Linked DNA regions of Homo sapiens: region 2 is linked to region 1. The links are chromatin contacts, found by Hi-C or POLR2A ChIA-PET in ENCODE. All regions are on one chromosome and are shown on one strand. The core of a region is the stretch at or near the end of the contact, and the rest is flanking DNA. Distances in the headings are between cores, read along the strand shown.

Region 1 (4,842 bases), core at 1,427-3,926:
TCTCAAATCTGCCTCTGCTTTCTTTCCAGGAGCCTTATTTCAACGCAACAACTTAGAGTTATTTCCTTCTCCTGTATTACTTTATTCCATCTTGACTTTCTCCCACTGTAGCAATGATCACACTGTAGTATATTAATTATCTTTTGGTTGCCTTTCCCGCTCAGTAGACCATAGTCTTGTTGGGTGGAGGGACTGTGCCTTTTTCTTGTTGCATGCATGTACTGGACACTCTAGTGATATTTGCTAAATGTTAAATGAGTGAGCAAATCCTGCCATGTGTAACCTGGCACTCATTTACCTTATTCCCCATCTCCTGAAACCTGGTTTTCCCATTTCACTAGCACAATCTTCTCTGGTGTCCAGTGTGAGAGTTGGCATAGAGTTCAGCTAGCACCTGCAGAGCCTTCCTGAGACTCCATTCTCAGAACAATCACAAAATGTGGTCATAATGAGCCAATGTCTTTTCTTTTTTTAATAGTTTAAACTTTAATTTTACATTCAGGGGTCCCATGTGCAGATTTGTTATATGGGGATTGTATTAGTCCGTTCTCATGCTGCTAATAAAGACATACCTGAGACTGGGTAATTTATAATTGAAAGAGGCTTAATTGACTCACAGTTCAGCATGGTTGAGGAGACCTCAGGAAACTTACAATCATGGCGGAAGGGGAAGCAAACACATTCTTCTTCACATGGCGGCAGCAAGGAGAAGTGCTGAGAAAAAGGGGGAAAAGCCCCTTATAAAACCATCAGATCTCATAAGAATTCACTCACTATCACGAGAACAGCATGGAGGTAACTGCCCCCATGATTCAATTACCTCCCACCAGGTCCCTCTCATGACATGTGGAGATTATAGGAAATACAATTCAAGATGAGATTTGGGTGGGTATATGTATATAGATATACCATATCAGGTATAGTGTGTGATGCGGAGGTTTGAGGTATGGTTAATCCTGTCACTCAGACAAGTGAGACAGAACCCAGTGGTTAGTTTTTCAAACCTTATTCCCCATTTCCTCCTCTCTCTAGTACTCTCCAGTGTCTATTGTGGCCATCTTTATGTCCAATGTTTAGCTCCCACATATAAGTGAGAACATGTAGTATTTGGTTTTCTGTTCCTGAGTTAATTTGCTTAAGATAATGGCTTCCAGCCACATCCAAGTTGCTGCAAAAGACATGGTGCATTTAGTGCTGCAATGAACATGCAAGTACATGTGTCCTATTTATTTTCTTTTGGATGTATACCCAGTAATGGAATTGCTGGGTTGAATGGTTAAGTTCTTTGAGAAATCTCCAAACTGCTTTCTACAATGGCTGAACTAATTTACGTTCCCACCAACAGTATATAAGCATCGCCTTCTCTCCACAGCCTTGACAGCATCTATTGTTTTTGACTTTTCATGTAATGACCCATAGGCTCAAAGTAAAGGGTCAGAGAAAGACCTATCATGCAAATGAAAAACAAAAAAGAGCAGGGGTTGCTATTCTTATGTCAGATAAAACAGGCTTTAAACGAATAACAGTAAAAAAGGACAAAAAAGGGCATTACATAATGATAAAGTTTCCAATTCAACAGGAAGACTTAGCTATCCTAAATATATATGCATCCAATATTGGAGCACCCAAACTCATAAAATAACTACTTCTAGACCTATGAAAGGACTTAGACAGCTACACAATAATAGTGGGGGACTTCAACACCCCACTGATAGTGTTAGAAAGATCACTGAGCAGAAAACTAACAAAGAAATTCTGGACTTAAACTTGACACTTGACCAATTGGACCTAATAGACACCTATAGAATACTTCATCCAGCACCCACAGAATACGCATTCTTCTCATCTGCACACAGACACAGAACATACTCCAAGATCAACCACATGCTTGGCCATAAAACACGCCTCAATAAATTAAAAAAAAATCAAAGTTATACTGACCATAATCTCAGACCACAGTGGAATAAAAACAAAAATCAATACCAAAAAGATCTCTTGAACAACACAATTCATGAAAATTAAATACCTTGCTCCTAAATGACTTTTGGGTAAACAACAAAATTAATGCAGAAATAAAAAAAATTCTTTGCAATAAGTGAAAACAGAGACACATCATACCAAAATCTCTGGGATGCAGCAAAAGCAGTGTTAAGAAGAAAGTTTATAGTGCTAAATGCGTACTTCAAAAAGTTAGAAAGATCTCAAATTAAACATCTAACATCACACCGAGAGGAACTAGGAAAACAAGGCCAGTGCCTTTACCTTGTAGCCCCAAAGAAGTCTGACCTCAAGAATTGGAATGTAGGATTTTTGAGGGAAACGGTGAGCCTGAAAGCAGTTAGGAAGTAACCTAATTCTCTAGCCACTCACAGAGGGTGCAAAATCTCAGACCAGCAAACAAGGCAGGGCAGAAAGGCACACACTATATATCAACAGGCCATGGATGGTCGTCACCATTCAGACTCTCCAATATTCCTTGTTAACAAGCTGAAATCAGATGATCCTCATTTTCACTTGAGCCCAGGGTTATAATTTCTTGGAAAGTGCAAAGGGAGGCAAACTATAATGGGAAGGAAGAGCAAGTCAACATGAATCTGAGGAAGGGGAATGCTTTTCATTCTGGTTTTTGAACAGGTGGTGGTCAGAGCTGGCAGAAAGCCCAGGATATGTCAGCAGTCCCGGAAAAGAGATGTTCTTGTTGTAAATCTCATGTTGATTCTTGCCCCTCCCTCTCCACCTCCCACTCTTACACATGCTCACGCTTCTTAGTAAGTACACTGGAGCTACCTCCCCCATGCCCCACAGCACATTGTACCTCTGCTAGCACAGGGATCACGTTCTGACTTACAGTGGTTGTGGGTGTCTCTGTCTCTTTCTCTCAAAACAAACATATTGGAGTTTCTCACTCATCGACATTTCTGCACCAGTGCCTGCAGACAGTTTTCCTCACTGTGAGGACTCTAAATACTTTCATTTACTGGAATTAGATTTACCCTTTTGGCTAAGGTGTCATATGGACAGGGGAATTACCAAGTCCAAGAGTAGTTTTGGCTTCCTGATGGGAAAGAGTTGTTGTATAACAGGAATCCTACCTAGGCCTCCTATTGCTCATTCCCAAGACAATTTCTTAGGCCCATCTTTGTCTTCCCAAATTGCCCTTATTTTTTGCCACTGCCAAGGCCCTATGGTCTCAGCTGGCTTCTCTCTCCTTTTAGGCCATTCTCCTTGCTTTGTCCCTTGGTACGCTTTAAACTTAACAGTTCCCTAAGACTGGTTCCAGAGCAAGGTCCTGCTTCCCTGCTATGTCTCATAGAGAAGTGAAACCTCTCTTGCTGCTTTTCACAGGGGAGAGAGACTGGGTCAAAAACAAAACAGAGAATCATACAAAGCTGTTCTTTAATTCCTGACTCCCTCATAAGACAGACTAGAAACTCTGGTGAAGTCTGTGATTTGCTCTTATCCATGAGGATGAGACTCTCTCAACTCCCTTCTTAAATACAGGCTGGAGGATAAAACTGAGGTCCTGCAGTTTGCATAATAGCTGACATCTATTGAGAATCTACTGACTACTAGGAACTATATAAGTTGTGTACATACTATTTTGTTTACTTTTTCAATTAACCACATGAGATAAATACTATTGTAGTTGCATTTTGTCAATACAGTAACTGAGCCTTAAAGAGATTAAGTTACATGTTCAAAATCCCCTAGCCATGAACTGATGGACTAGGGTTTATATCTTATTCGAAAAACAATAGTATTAACTAATGGTTACTCAAAAAGGATGTCTTTTAAATTCCAGTGAGAAGTTTGCATCTTTGAGAATGTTAGGATGGATAAACATCCATGTCACTGCTTCTCAATAAAAAGAACAATTATAGTATATTTTCTTATTGCTAGTCTAACCGGAAATAGTCTGGTTTATTACTTATAAACTAGTTCTTGGAACTAAGACCGTAAACCTTGACTTGGTGCAGGAAATGGTGTGGTTTTACATGCTCAGGAAACAATGACCAGAGTAAAATATTTGACAAATTTTATGCTCTGATTGAGAATTGGAGGCCTGGGGGAATACCTGAATGACTTGCATGCTGCTAAATATTTTTCCACAATATTTTTTTAATGGTTGCACGGTATTCCATTGTATGGTTGCAATATAATTTAGTTGCATGACATCTGGGCAATAGGGGAGTTTCTAAGAGCAGGAGGAATTTTAGAAAAGAGAAACTGAGTATTAGGTGTTCAGTAGCCAGCTTTTCCAGCTTTAGGAATTTTCTTGGGACTAGCTCTGTCCAAGGGGTAAACTATACATGCTGTATACTTTTCCAGGCAGGAAGGGGAAAGACCCATGCTTCTTAGTCTAGCTGCCTCCCAGAAACCTTTGCAAAGGTCATCCAACTCAATCTTGTAGTCTTGGAGAAGGCCAATTCAGATTCCAGTTCTCTTAAACCAGCTACAGAAAACATAACTTTTGTAACTCAGTAGGGTCAGGCTTATTTGTAACTTAGATTGGCTGAAGCCTTTATTAAGTGAAAAAAGATGGAAGCATAACAACATTCCTAACTGAATGCCATTCATGGAAAGAATGTCTGGAATGGAATCCTCTGTCTTGGCTAAATTTGAAAGAATAGCATATCCTGAAAAGAAGCATGAAGGAGATTATCTGATCTTACCTACTGGCTAAGGATCAAAATGTTAAGAAAAGCACACGAGATCATCTTTCTGAAGCAGGAAGAGTCTACGAATCAGACATACTGAATTAAGTCATGAACCAGAGTCATGTCCTAGAATTGTGTCCATGAACCTGGCCAAGACATTTCCTATTCCATTTCAGGTCCAAGA
Region 2 (5,399 bases), core at 89-2,588, 38 kb after region 1:
ACTTTGAAGGTGAGGCACAAGCCAGAGCTACCCTCTTTGTTGAACCATGAGGATAAGTGGATCAAAGGAGTCACAAATCCTCAATTTTAGTGTCCTTTTTTTCTGTAATTTCCACTTATGATAAGAGCATTTGTTATTGGCAAGCTATCTATCTATACGTTTACCATCTGTGTATCCAATCTATTCATCTAATCTATTTATGTGTCTGTCTGTCTATCTTTCATCTATTGACAAGCTTTCATCAGCCTTAAAGGCTGATTGTGGCTGTGGCCTGTTTCTTATAGTGGGGAAGGAAGTATAAGTAAGGTTGAAGGTCCCAGGCATGGCTAAAATACAAAATGATGATTTTTCTAATGTTGCTTCCTTCTCCCTTCTCCTCTCTTTCCTAATACCCCTCCCCCTCCAGTCTTTCCTACTCCCTTCTTCCTTTCCCAGCTTTCAGAATGCCTTTTTACTTCTCCTACATGGAAACATCATCTTGGTTGAACAATCATTCCTATGTGCCAGATATAATTCTATGAGCATTATGCCTATTAACACACACCATCCTCACTACTATTACCATCATTGTAAGTGTGAGAAAGCTGAAGCAAAGAGACGTTTAATGAACTTCCCAGAGTCTCCAGCTAGTTTGTAGCAGATCTGAGAGCTTCAAACCCTGGTAACCAGATGCCCGAGTCTGTACTCTTTACCACCTCACTAAACTGCCTTGATTAAATAAAAAGAATTTCAGCTTTGAAAGTTGGGTTAAGTTGCTGGCTTTTTTCCTTAAGACATATGTGACCTTAGTCATGTTGTAGAAGCTGCCCAAGCCTCAGTTCATTATCCTTTAAACAGGGTAAAGAAACCCTTCTTCAATATGATGCCACAAAGACAGAATGAGGAAATGTATTGAGTAATATACTCTCCACTCACTTCCGTTTTTCTCTTCTCCCTAGGACAGGGGCATGGAAGGACCTAGAGAAGGCGTTGATTCATGCTCTTCAAGACTCATGCTCAGCTTTGGGAGTGCAGTTGGGTTGCCTTTGCAGGAATGACCTTTTGAGACGTCACCCAGCTGCAAGCTGGCTCTGGCTCCTTATTGCCCCACCACAGCTATTGCCCAACTCACTGTAGGGAAAGAGTGGCTTGGTTTTTTTTCTTCAAAACTAAGACTTTCAGGAAAGTGAGCTGCAGTATCTGGAAAATCCAGATATGTTAAGTCACAGTATAAAAGTCTCTTTTACTCTTTCAGGACCATTTTTCCTTCTCTTCTGTGACACCTTCAGCCTTTGCAGAGAGATTGTGGGCAGGAGACCTGTGACATGGGTGTTTGCCTCTAGGAAGCACAGCAGAGACCAAAGCAGGGCACAGTCATTTCCACCCTGGCTTAGACTGTACTGCTCAGCACCGTGACTGGAGGTTACAAGGCCTTTGGCTGTAAGTTTACCTCTACAGGTTTTACTACTTAAGGAACTCCTGCCAATGGACTTTTCTTAAGCCTCAAGGTCAAGTTCAAGTTCCATGCTGGCTCTGTAGAGTTTTCTTGTCCTTTGCAACACAAATAATGGCCAGTCTCTTTAATTGATTCCCCTTAGTTCTGCTTGATTTTCAGTTTTTCACCTTACTCTCTCTAAGTATTAACAGTGACCTTCATGGGAACTGTGGTTGTTACCTTATTTCTTTCTTTGTTGAGTGCCTAGATCCTTGCCTGGAACTTGGCTGATGTCTAATAAATGACTGTTGAATTGAATGTTGACTGCCTGCCTTCCTTTCTGCCTTTTTATATATTACTATGGTTCCAGAACTTTCTACCATCTATCTCACAGATTCCTCATTAGACCCTTACATTGAGATTGTTCATTTCATTGGTCCTGAGGGATTCCCTTGACCTTTCCCCACTCTGTAAATACCAAGTTAGTCTAGCAGAGTGAAACAAAAAGTGAAGTTGGGACTAGACAGACTGGGCTTGGAATACTCATTTTTCAATTTACTTACTGCTCTGACCATGGGCAAGTGGTTCACCATCTCTGAGTCTTGCAAAATGGGGCGATAATGTCCAGAGCTGCTGCTGATAGCCCAAATAGCATCTTTGTGTGAATTAGAAAAGGGAATCTCCAGTGGCCTGTGGACCCTTCATGTGGCAAGCCGGGTGTGAGTTGGATTTTTAGCCTTTACTTGCTCCCTTGGCTGGTACATTCTGTAAAAATCATTCAAGGCAGCTCTTAAAGGACCTCTCTCCCAAGGCTGGCATGAAGGCTAAATGACACTGAGCAAGGGAAGAGCCTGGCAGAAAGCAGGGAATGAAAATGTTTTATTTTTTTGGTGCCCAAAATGAAAATAACACCATGTTACTTACAGTGTACATCCACTTTCCCTCCCATTAACTCCCACCTCTGCCAACCCAAAGTCCTCTATCTGTCCTGTACCATGGGAAAATCCTAGGCAATACTGAATTATCAGTGAAGTTAGCTACTGGAGTCTCACATCTCTTCTAAGGGTATTGTGTCCCCACCCCTACTCCAGCTTCATGAGCCCATTGCCTTCACTCTCTCTCTTTCCTCTTCTCCCTGCTCCAAACAAATTTTGTTTCTGGAAAGAAGCTGATCTCCGCAGTTTGAGCCTTTTCATCTTTCTAATTGTGTACTTACAGACTTTCTCTGCTTTTGGAGATAGCTCTGGCATTACTAAATACATGTGGGTCACAAAGTAATTACTTCTTCTGAGACATAAGGCAGATCTAAAAATGGACCCCTACAAGAGCTAGCATCTTATTGACTGAAACAGATCTCCCTAGATGCCCCAGTAGATACATGACATTTTGATAATTATATCTTTATCAGACACTAAAGTAAACTAATGCACTTTAAACCAAGCAATGTACACACCAACATTTCCTCTATATCTCTGACCCCATCCCATCATCAAGTCTTACAAAGGTCTGGTTGGTGTTTCTCCCCCTTTTTCTTTCTGATCTCTCCTGTGTACTGTAAGAGAGCAGTTAGGATTGCTCACATCTTTGTCCTTAAAGCTCCCAGTGGCAGAATATAGGAGGGAGAGTGGGAGGGGAGAAGATGCTAACTTCATCCTGCTCCTTGGTGTGCCCTGAATCCCAAACAGAAGTAGCCCTGAAGCACACTGGGACAGAGGTTTCAAGACTCTACAGTCTCCTAAACCTCACCCGAGTCTTGAGCTGGATGCTTGACAGGATTGCAGAACTCCTTTGCACAGTGACTCCGACCCAGTTTAGAGGGCTGAAATTTTAGATGTTGAACGTCCCAGGAAACCAAGCAAATCATGAATAAAGAAAAGGCTCACAAGCCATCGTTTTACATCTTGGTTAAGTTTTTGCTATGGTTTTTGTTGGTCTATTGTCAGTATAGCAGAGTGACTAAGTAATGGGTCATGAAGTGGATGATCTGGGTTTGAATCATCGCTTACACTTGTGTAGCTGTGCGAATGTGGACAAATAATATTTTGTGTCTCAAATTTCTTTTCAGCACAATGTGGATGATAATGGTACCTATGTAATTAGATTATTAGGAAGGGTAAATGAAATAGTGCTGATAAAGTGCCCAGTACAATACCTGGCACATTGGAAAAGTGCTCATAATCGCTAGCTGGTTATTCCTACCAGAGATAATAGTGACAACCAAAAGCATTCTCTTCTTTCCTGAGGAAGATTCATTTGAAATACATTTTTTGTTGTTGTTAAATATGCTAATTGGGATTTTGGAGAGCTTTCCCTAGCAAAGCAGGGAATGCTGCAGTGTGATGTTATGGAATGACCATCATTAGACTTGAATAGAAAGACCCAGCAAGGTATTAGTTCTGTTTCTGTCTTTATTAGACTATAATCTTGAACTCTTCACCCAAGAGGGCTTCACCTCAGTTTCCTAATCTGCAGAACAAAAGGATTGCATGAGATTAACTCTATGATCCTTTCCAGCTGCAAAGCCCTGTGATTCTTTGTTTATACTGAATATCTCTGGCTCAGGGAAGAGGCTGAGTCCGGACTCAGGTCCAAATGAAGGCTTGGCATATTGGTCAGTAGTTGGAAGGCCTGAGTTGTTGCCATTCTTGCCTTTGATCACTCACATTTGTTTCAGCAAACCGAACAGGTGAAGTCAGGGCTCTATCAGCTTGGACTTCCACATTCTTGCCTGAGCAGGTGGCCTTACAGCAACAGGCTTCCCAGGCAGACAGTTAAATGTTGGCAACTTATTCCACACAGAGACGCCAGAGGCCTGGGTGGTTCTTATTACTGCTGCCTAGTCTCTCTTGTTTCCTAGTTCTTGGGGAGGCCAAAATATTAAAAAGTGAATTCAGACATCTAATTAGACTCCAAAGCTGTGCTCTTGGGCAATCTGCTCTGCTGCATTAGTAATACTGAATCTTTATTATAAAAACTCTGGCAATTAGTCAATGGAGATGAATTAGTTGATGAGTAATTATCTATGTGAAAATTAGTCTATATGCAATAACAACTTCTTATAAAACAGAAATAAGACAGCATATGGGTAGGTTGGAACAGACATACAGACCATGAGGCCTTAGAGTCATTTGTGGCTAAAAAGTCCTCCACTCTTGGGGTCAAATGGCTGCTCTGTTACTGTTGGTCTGCTCTGATACTTGGCCATCCTCTCTCTCCCTCCCTCACAAAGAAGTCGTGGCCACACTTGGATATGTGGTGAAGGAACTAGCAATTGCTGGCTTTAATTTTAGGGCATAGAGGTTACTGGAGAGGAAAGCTATGCAGGTGACACAGATTTGTGCCACCCTGAATTCCCTCCCCAGGTAACTCCAGGAAATCTTGTCTACGTTTCCTCCAAGAAGGAAGTATGACAACTAGGCCACCCTGGCACTGTCACAGATGGATAGCACCAGAAGGGTCAAAGTGGACTGTGAGGATATTAGGGCTGATTTGTAACAGGTTCCCGTGTCACTAGAGCTCTTACGTGATCCCTTATAGGCACCCATAGAAGACTCAAACAGCACTGTGTACATTGGCTTTGGGGATCATGGGGCTAAAGGGTCTGAGGGGATGCAGTCTTCTTGTAATGCTGGATGGGAAAACACTTCCCATGAAGATATCATAGTTATTGTTTGCTCCTTAAATCTTAAGAGATACAAAAGAGTTTTCAGGTGGCTGCCCTAAAGAAATTGGCCAGTGGTTGCTCCCAGAGCATAAGAATAGATGGCTTCTCAGCGTGCTCATATATGCAACCCAGATGTTTGCTATGATTATTTGCCTTTTAAGGTTCAGATTTGACTCAACTGAAAATAATTTTACTTGGAAGCTCAATGCCTTTTCTTAGATTTCTGCAGTTTCACAAAGGGGCTTATGTTTCATAATTATCGTTAGTTCTGAGCCTCTGTGGCCATTGAATAGTTTAGCTTCTAGACCATTTTTTTTTTGT

Evidence for each region. Hi-C counts contacts between places; a loop is a spot of excess contacts on that map. ChIA-PET counts read pairs that join two places held with the same protein, here RNA polymerase II (POLR2A). Pooled maps may share reads with other maps.
Region 2: a loop to region 1 is called in a map of GM12878, with 4 times the contacts of the local background. The contact joins two enhancer-like sites. A Hi-C loop is called at or near these places in 8 of 168 maps with a recorded cell type or tissue (CD14-positive monocyte, CD4-positive, alpha-beta memory T cell, GM12878 and 5 more), 24 of 37 single-sample maps with no recorded cell type and 16 of 50 pooled maps. POLR2A ChIA-PET finds 5 or more read pairs at or near these places in 7 of 52 experiments (CD4-positive, alpha-beta memory T cell, GM12878, activated CD8-positive, alpha-beta T cell and 3 more).

The regions. Positions count from the first base shown.
Region 1 is chr1:168,463,660-168,468,501 of GRCh38, forward strand. LOC125312414 (a long non-coding RNA gene) reads right to left here. Exons shown (of 8, transcript NR_176090.1): 4 at 618-714. It overlaps LOC101928565 (a long non-coding RNA gene), which reads right to left. Exons shown (of 5, transcript NR_176057.1): 5 at 455-714. Among named protein-coding and RNA genes, the nearest start is that of XCL2, 78 kb to the right of the region's middle. Within about 2 kb of position 2,677, at least 8 of the 41 ENCODE cell types and tissues checked have a DNase peak (open chromatin) inside an H3K27ac peak, as active enhancers do; they include CD14-positive monocyte and natural killer cell, where a contact is called at or near this core.
Region 2 is chr1:168,503,278-168,508,676 of GRCh38, forward strand. No RefSeq gene overlaps it. Among named protein-coding and RNA genes, the nearest start is that of XCL2, 38 kb to the right of the region's middle. Within about 2 kb of position 1,339, at least 3 of the 41 ENCODE cell types and tissues checked have a DNase peak (open chromatin) inside an H3K27ac peak, as active enhancers do; they include CD14-positive monocyte and natural killer cell, where a contact is called at or near this core.